3 separate regions of the Homo sapiens genome follow, and all the other regions are linked to region 1. The links are chromatin contacts, found by Hi-C in ENCODE. All regions are on one chromosome and are shown on one strand. Each heading gives the region's core, a stretch centred on a gene start or an enhancer-like site at or near the end of the contact. The rest is flanking DNA. Distances are from core to core; before and after follow the strand shown.

What was found. A loop is a pair of places that touch in the nucleus more often than their neighbours do. Pooled maps may share reads with other maps.
Region 2: a pooled map shows a loop between it and region 1 (3-fold over the local background). The contact joins the enhancer-like site here to the promoter of RLIG1 in region 1. A Hi-C loop is called at or near these places in 4 of 50 pooled maps.
Region 3: a loop to region 1 is called in a pooled map, with 3 times the contacts of the local background. The contact joins the enhancer-like site here to the promoter of RLIG1 in region 1. A Hi-C loop is called at or near these places in 3 of 50 pooled maps.

What each region holds. Positions count from the first base shown.
Region 1 is chr12:88,033,967-88,036,909 of GRCh38, reverse strand. It overlaps RLIG1 (RNA 5'-phosphate and 3'-OH ligase 1), which reads right to left and starts at 1,374. Exons shown (of 7, transcript NM_001009894.3): 1 at 1,172-1,374. The coding sequence starts at 1,261. It overlaps LOC107984542 (a long non-coding RNA gene), which reads left to right and starts at 1,414. Exons shown (of 3, transcript XR_007063395.1): 1 at 1,414-1,496; 2 at 2,563-2,943.
Region 2 is chr12:89,861,448-89,864,390 of GRCh38, reverse strand. No RefSeq gene overlaps it. Among named protein-coding and RNA genes, the nearest start is that of LINC02399, 85 kb to the left of the region's middle. Within about 2 kb of position 1,455, at least 17 of the 41 ENCODE cell types and tissues checked have a DNase peak (open chromatin) inside an H3K27ac peak, as active enhancers do.
Region 3 is chr12:89,279,620-89,282,562 of GRCh38, reverse strand. It overlaps the pseudogene RNU7-120P. Among named protein-coding and RNA genes, the nearest start is that of DUSP6, 71 kb to the left of the region's middle. Within about 2 kb of position 1,547, at least 6 of the 41 ENCODE cell types and tissues checked have a DNase peak (open chromatin) inside an H3K27ac peak, as active enhancers do.

The DNA.
Region 1 (2,943 bases), core at 125-2,624:
ACAGTAGAGTGAAATACTAAAACAGATGATAATGTTTCATATGGATTACATTTGTTACAGCTAAAAAAAAAAGCCAATTACTGCTACAAACATTGAGTAATAACTGTGGTATTCTGACGAGGAAAGAACATGGTGATGATCAGTCTGAGTGGCAAGTAAGACCAGTTAGGTGGTGCAATGAGCAGGACATGAAATATTAACTGTAACAGCTGTGACAGCACTAGAAAGCAGGAAAAGATCAGATGCTATAAGGTAAAAAGCATCAAGGTGAATGGAAAACTGGCATGAAATGATTCCAGGGTTCATTCTTTAATTCAACAAATATTTATCCAGTGCCTACCACGTGCCAGGTCCTAGAAGCTGGGACTAAAGATAACAGGGCAATCTTTGCCTTAAACAAGTTTTAGTCCAGAAGACGAGAAAGCCAGTGCCAATGATGAAACTCAAGTGAGGTGGATTTCCAATGGACATGTTGGTTTTGTTTGAAATCAGCAAAGTTGGGAAGCACCCAACTAATCACTGGGGATTCTACTGATCAAAGACTACAACGTTTTATAGTACAATATGAAAAAATTACCCAAATATAGGTTACTCACTAGCATTTACCGAGGGCACACTATGGAAAACACGTTGCTGCAACAGAAAACCTTGAGAACACCAAAGTTAGAATAAATTAAGTAATTACTGGTAATATGAGGTGTGAACTTCAGTGACCTAATTAGGCTACTGTCAACACCGCCACTGGTTCGGACAGAACAGGTAAAGCAAGTCTTCTAATATCCACCCTTTCTTACTGCACTCTTGAAAAGTAGTAAAGCTTGGACTGTGGCAATTACCTGATTAGGGGGTTTCCCCAAAAGGTGCTGACCTGAAAAGGAAGGGACATGCTGTGGATGTGAGTTATCCATTTCCTTGCGAGGACAAGTTTGAATCTCCTGATAAGGAAAATTCTTTCGCAAATTCCCTCCCTCACAACTAAGAAAAGTACAAGAACCTGGAGCTCAGGGCGTACGGAACTCCCACCCCAGACCTCCCCAGGGAAACCTACAGAGGTTCCTGGCCTGCAGGGCAGTTCTAAAGCGCCCAGCCGCCCTCGCCGGGTTCGCACTGAGCCAGCGCCGCGGGGAGGAGCCCACGCGGGCCGCCAAGCCTGCCCGGCGCTCCTCCGTACCTGATGCTCCCTTTTGGAGGAAGGCTCCTCTTTCACCTCCGTCACAAACACACACGGCATTTTCCGCTGCACGGAGCCCAAGCGCTTCATGATGAGCCCAACAAGCAGTGCGAATGGAGGGCGTGCTTTCGAGCGGCGCCCGGTCCAGTCGCGGAGAAGCCCTGAAGCAGTCACCCGCACGGCTCAGGCCACGCACACTCCGCGCCCAGCCACCGCGGCTGCGCCCCAACTACCAAGCCCAGCGAGGGGCGGGAACGCCCGTCCAGAAGCGGCTTCCTGGCCGCGGCGCCTTCTGGGAGTTGTAGTGCAGAAGCTGAGGCGCCTGGTGGGTTCCCACGTGCGTCCTCCGCCCCCCACCCTCGGTTTTAATAACCGTGAAAAAAAAAAAAAAAAGATGCGTTTCCCGAACGTGGGTACTTAGCAATACCTAGTAACTAATGATTTTTTGGGAAATTAAATAAGATCAAATTATAAGCAATGAACATTTCAGATGTCGATTTAACACAGTTCCAATGGAAACTGCTTGCCTGTTATCTTTAGTTCGTGGGGGAAGCACTGTAGAAGTTTAGAAATGGCTAGAGACATCCCCAGATTCCCAAGCAGAATGAAAACTTCCTTTCCGGTAAGACTATCAGAAAACCCTATAATAAAACACCTGGGATCAAAAAAAGTTGTCGTTTGAACTACTCCTTATTGTGCAGCATAGCATGGTCGAAATGATTCTGATGTTCTTTTCGGAGTGAGTGCGAAATTTCAGCCTTAGACTAATCCAAAAGTACAGGAATACCTACAACCAGATTTCATTCTCAAGTTTTTCATAAGAATCTTGTTTAATTAAAGGTGAGCTCCAACAGCCCAAATGGCTTGAGTAATGGTAGTCAATCAACTGCGAGCTAAAAACAGCCTTAACTTACTGCTCAAAAGAATATTTTGAGGGTAAGTGATAAGATGGACAATGACTAAATAAAATAAATACTAAATATTTAGGAATAGTAGCCTTTCCATCTCATTGAATGTAGTAGTTCCTAGCCTGAAGTTGTAGGGGAATTTTGACTTTACTGCCATCCTTTATGGGCTTGGACTAGGCCCAGGTCTCATTTCTTTGTCTTATCTGCATGTACTCAACTGTCCAGCATGTTACTGACTTAGCCCTTGGAAAAATTAAACAACTATATCTCACTTAGAGGTATCTAACTAGTAAGGGGGTTCTCAAAGAATAAAACATCTTCCTTTAAAAAGTTCACAGTTATATTGAATACTGACAGTGAAAAAAAATAAAATTTAAAAAAAGTTCACAGTTTTTTGATTACTGGATTCAGAGGGGAGGGAGGAAGAAAGAGATTTGCCATTTCAAAGTGTTTACTTTCTTTTCTACTATCTTTTTCTCACAGGAAAACACAAAATGTTCTCCCACATCACACCCCGCCTGCATTTATCAAAAAAGAAAACACCTGATGCTGGCTGTGTGCTGTTGGAACCAGAAACTTTTTAGCATATTATAGTCGAGTGCCAGTGACTTCTTTGTTCTTTCAGAGGCATTCTAAAAAGCGGCGTGTTTCACGAATCTCAGAGACAACAACTTTCACAACTATCAACTGTCACCTCCCAAACTGCCACAGAACCTTTTAAGTCCAACATTCTGTCATTTGTGGGAAATACTCATCTTCTAAAACACACTCTACTTATTCTTTGAATAGTAGTTGCAAAGCTAGTCATCTCTCAGGAAGCACTTTCTATTTCCAAAACTTTGGTTTCATCAGTACCTGGAGCAA
Region 2 (2,943 bases), core at 206-2,705, 1.8 Mb before region 1:
TTTAGCTATAGGCATTCAAGTTTCTATAACAATTGCAACACAAATAGTTTGTTTAGCCAAATAATGCCTCTCCATGTTTCAAAAGTCACCTGCAAAACAGCCCCAGGAAAGCAATCAAGGACTAAATAATCAGTGGCCATGGTGAGCACCACAAATGCAAAGGGAGTGGAAACACACACTCTCTTTTGATTCAGCTTAAATTTCAGCCTGAACTTAAGTAGCATCATTGCTGACACAACACATTAATAACAAAAGGAGAGCTTCCTGTTCTTCTTTTTACAAAGCTTTGTAACCTTGGTTTCTGGGTCTCCTTGTTTTGGAAAAAGAAAAACAAAATCACTTCCTGATGACTTTTCTGCTGAAGAGAAATCTGACTAAAAAATAATTAAGAAAATAAACACACTTTACATAAAGATATGTGATACTTTTTTATTGTTTTTACTTCATCTTAAAATCTGACCACACATTATTGTTTTTCTCTCTGTAAGTATGCACAAGAAAAAAAACTAAAACACACCGCTTTCTGGGTGCTGCTAATAGGTGTTCAGTATCACAAAGATCGAACAAACCACATAATTGTGACAATTACTATGGCAACTAACAAAATTTTCAAATCAAAATACCCACTCTCAACGCCGCCCACACAGAGCTTTTAGAGCTAGCATCCACTTCCACTTCAATGTACAGTGTGCAAATTTGGAAGGCCCTGCCATCTTGTAACCACAGTGAAGAAAACTGCCTACGTTAACTCTGCTACTTTATTTTCAGTTGACTGTTTCGTATGTCAGACAGCATCTCTTGCAGCACTCCATTCAAAAATGGAGACCAAAGAGTCGGCTGCCCAGTCTGTAGAAAACTGCACATAGAGCCTGAAGCAGACATGGTACTAAATTAGCAATACCATCCATATGTTTTCTCCTCTGGGCATTCAGAGTCACGAAAATAAGTTCTCCAAAAATAACTCTTCTATCACATAGTGTATCTTCTTTCCTCTCATGAATCAGATCGTCATTTTAGTCTGTCTGATTTAATTTTCTAAAACCAACTCCCTCATATCTGAGAGAGCCTTTCCTCAAATAAATGCCACACAGGAAAGCTGATATGTAATAAAATTGTAAATGGATCTGTTTAAATTTGGTTGGAATGTTCTGTTTTGTTTTGAGAGACAACAGAACTTTAGGAATCTTTCAGCTCACCGTCATGTGCTGATGAGGAAAGCCTCAGGATAGAGACCAAGGCCTCTTGGAAAAAGCTGAAAAGATAGGGAAAGCGTAAAGAACAATCCATGTCTTGCCAACACAGCCTCCTAATTGGGGAAAAAGAAGTCACTGGACAGAATCCTGCTCTGCTCAGCAAACATCACTGTGTCACTTTCTCTTCCTGCTTCTGCTTCGGCAGAAACAGGAACTCTTAAGGCAAGAAAGCCAGAGGAAGTGACCTGCATTTTCTTGGCGGGACAGACACACAAGCAAATTGAGGTTTCCTCTGCTAGGGCACATGAAGTTAGGTGAATCCACTGTTGAGTTGGAAATTGTCCTAACTGGCAGCAAAGACATCATTGTAATAATAACAATTAACAACCCGACACTCACTGGTGCTTACAATGTACCAGCCATTGTTAAAAGTGCTTTACAGAGACAAATTCATTTAATCCTTATGTTCAGTGTAGCCCTGTCATCCCATTTTACAGATAAGAAAACTAAGGCACAGAGTGTTAAGCAACCAGCGAGGTATAGAGTGGAGCCAGTATTTAAATTCAAACAGCCTGTTACAGACTATTAAACCTGAGAAGTTTTTAGGTGTCTGGAAAAGTGTACAATGTTTTATCTTGAAATTTGTTGGCTTTCAAAATCTGTACACACACACACACACACACACACACACCCCAAAAAATTGCAATGTGATGTTTGATGTGACCAGTGTTTAATGAGAAAATATTTCTATATTTGCAGAAAACGTAACTTGTGTATGCCTCAGACTAGGACATAAGAACTACCCACCCCCTACACCCCAACCAGCCTATGGCAGAACAACTGTGTGGCTAGAGCTGCATTTTAAAAAGTGAGTAAACCTAAAGTTGTTGAGAAAGGAACATGCAGTAAACAATGGCAAAATACAATCAACTCGATTATTTGTGATTTATAACTGGGAGCACAGGTCATTCAAACAGCTACTTGAGTCAATAATTCCAACTTTCTGCCCATGAAAACTTTTTGTATTCATTTTCTTTTACTGCTGGAACAGATTGCTACAAACTTTGTAGCATAAAATAACACAAATTGAGTATCCTATAGTTCACTAGGTCAGCAATCTAGCATGGGTCTCATCAAGAGGCTGTAGGCTGCATTTCTTCCTGAAGATTCTAGGGGAGAATTCATTTCCTGCTCATTTGGGTTATTTGCAGCTTACTTCTTTGTAGAGGTAGGCCTGAAGTCCCTGTCTTCTTGCTTCCTGTAAACTGAGGCTCATTCCCAGCTTCTAGAGGCTGCTACCACTTTGCTTGGCAAGTAGACTTCTTGCTCCATCTTCAAATCCAGCAATGTCAGGTTGATTCCCTCAAATCTCTCCACCTTCTTCTTCCGTCTCATCTCTCTGACCCAACTGAGAAATGCTCTTTCCTTTTAAGAGATCATGTGATTACATTGGTCCCACACCATTAATCCAAGATACTCTCCTGATCTTCAAGTATACTCCTTTAATCACTGTACATCTGCAAAGTTCCTTTGCCATGTAAGGTGACATGTTCACAGTCCTACACAGTTGCACATACTCATGTCTCCAGAGATTAGGACATGCATATCTTTGGGGTATCATTATTCTGACTCCACACTTGTGAATAAGAAGCCAATTCAAAGATTTTCTTTCTCTTTTTCTCTTTAGCAGCTTTATGGAGGTATAATTGATTTAAAGTTGATCCTTGAATAATACTGGTTTGAACTGTAA
Region 3 (2,943 bases), core at 298-2,797, 1.2 Mb before region 1:
AAATGAGAATAGCAAAAGCTAATAAAGTGTTAAGGTGACAAAAAACTACTCATACAGAATAATCTACTACTATGATGGAGGTTTTATAGATGCAAGATACATATTCACACATATATTTAACATTTTTCCCTTTGGTAGGTAGAAGATGAAGTAGAATACCAACATAAGAGCAATATGACTGGTTTCCAGTCTTTGATCTGCCACTAGTTTGTGACCATAGGAAAACCATCTTAACTTTTTTTCTGAACCTCTGTTGTTTTCATTTAAAAGAATGGAGAAGTGTTACAGCTCTTTTAAAATTTATCTAACAGGTTTTCTGTTTTTTAACTAGAAAACTCCCCATGGGAAAAAAAAATAGCGAGGAATCATATTTTCCCAGACAATTTCTTATGAGAGCCAGATAAGATTATGCATATCAGCTCATGGTAAAAGGCAGTAAACCAATATCAATTAAGAAATAATTTAGGGTTGGGTGCAGTGGCTCACACCTGTAATCCCAGCACTTTGGAAGGCTCAAGAGGGTGGGTTACTTGAGCCCAGGAGTTTGAGACCAGCCTGGGCAACAAGGCGAAACCTTTTCTCTACAAAAAATACAAAAATTAGCCAGGTGTGGTGGTGTGCACCTGTAGTCCCAGTGACCTGGTAGGCTGAGGTGGGAGGATGACCTGAGCCTGGGAGGTTGAGGCTGCAATGGGCCGTGATCGCGCCACTGCACTCCAGTCCGCCTTTCTTTTTGGGTCTCAGTGATCTATTGAAAACTCTGTTGTTCATATTGTCCTTTCCAAAAGATGGTGACTAAATCATTTAAGTTAGACAGCCAAGATTTAGCTCTGAGAACTAATTTTGGCTTATTGTACTCAACATATTTAAGACTGTCAGCAGTTTTTGTTCTCTCCAATGTTTAATAAGGTCAGGAGTTTAAAAAGAGAGCAATTTTCTTGATAAAGTTTTTCCTTCTTTTCCCTTTGGGAAACATCACTGTGCCTAACTGCTTTAATGCTGAAGTTGGCAGGGCTTGCAGGTTGGGAGCAAACAATAAAAAGTCCCTCGCTGAGACAGACTGTATGGAATGAATGCCCTGGGGAACTATACCCCTGCCCAACCCCCTCTGACCCCCCCAACTCAAAGGCCAGATGGGCTCTAGACAAACCCTGGGAGTGTGGGCAGTCTGGGGTAGTGGAGGCCAGCTGCTGTTCTAGGAAATTCCCTCTCTGAAAGACACATGGGAACCCTGTTTTGGTATCCAGAACAGTGCTGAAATGGTCAGAAATAGGACTAAAGTTGGTGGACTTTGCGTATGTACAGACAGAAACATCCTGCTTTCCAAAGAGCTGAACGCTGAGGGTCATTTATCTGTGGGATTCAGGGTACACTAAAGGTTTCTAGTTGAATTGGTTCTCATAACTTTTGTTGCATGTCTTACCTTTATGAAAAAGGCCTTTTCCAACAAGCTTATTTCATTGAAGTGTTATTGTCAGTCAGCTGAGCACGATGGAATGAATTTTGTTTGTTGTAAGGGCAAAGAAGCAGGCTAAAGAGGATGTGGTGAAAGATTCTACTTCCTGTCTATTCAAAGGATGTGAATAGACAGTTTACATAACAGAAAATTCAGTAGGCTCACATATGGTAAATCATACAGCTTTGTTTGCAAATAACAAAATACACATTAAAAAAGTTATAGCGTCTTTGAAAACCTATTAAACTCACAAAAATAAACAGAACCCCAAAATTCAATTATTTCTTGTGAGCAATGTGTCCAGGTTGTATGCTATGGTGAAAAGAATGCTGCATTTGGAATGCGAAGACTTAAATGTAACACAAACTGTGAGCAAGTTATTTACTTTTCTGAAGCTCAATTATTTTCTCATCTATAAAGGGTGGATAATAATATCTATCAACCTTATGAAGTTTATAACAGATTCATATAGGTGAATGGAAGAAATTTTCAAATGGCAAAGCACTGTATAAATATGTTTTTGTGTTTTTAATCAACAAATTAATAAGAGAAGTGACAAATTTTAGTTACTTATCCTTTTCAGAAGCATGTGGAATACAATTTATGAATGCACTAATTGTGTTTAGCAATTTCCCTTTTAGACACTGATGATGAACTAGCTAAATAAACCGTCTCAAAATGTGGGAATTACTTTTTAAAAATTACAATGTTGTGGGCTCTATCAGTACACTGACATTAAACTCAGATTTCACTGAGTTTATTTTGTTGGGTGATTTCATCAATGTTAACATAATTTAATCCACAAAATAATCATAAGTGGTAGATGTTATTCTTTCCATTTTAAAAATAGGAAACTAAAAGTCACCCAAGTTCTTAGTTGACTGATGCTTACATAAAATGATATTGAGTTGAAAAAAACTAAAAACAAAATGGTGTATGTGCATTTTACTTAACATTATATATGAATATGAGGACCTTAATGAATGGAAGACAATTTGAAGAAATACAAATATTTAGACCTAAGTACCTAAACACTTTTTATCTTAATTCTTTTTTAATTCTAAGAAAAAAGTGATTTTGTATCCTGGAACTTTGCTGAAATTGTTTGTGACAACTAGGAGTCTTTTGGAGGAATCTTTAGGGTTTTTTAGATATAGAATCATATTGCCAGAGAATAGGGATAAATTGACTTTCTCTTTTCCTATTTGGATGTCTTTCATCTCTTTCTCTTGCCAGATTGCTCTGGCTAGGACTTCCAGTACTATGTTGAATAAGAGTGGACATCTTTGTTTTGTTGTGGTTCCCATTACTGGTGAACTGAATTTTTAAAAATGTGCTATATATACACCATGGAGTACTATGCAGCAATAAAAAAGAATAAAATCATGTCCTTTGCAGCATCATGGTTGCAGCTGAAGGCCATTATTTTAAGTGAATTAATGCAGGAACAGAAAATCAAATACCGCACGTTCTAACTTGTAAGAGGG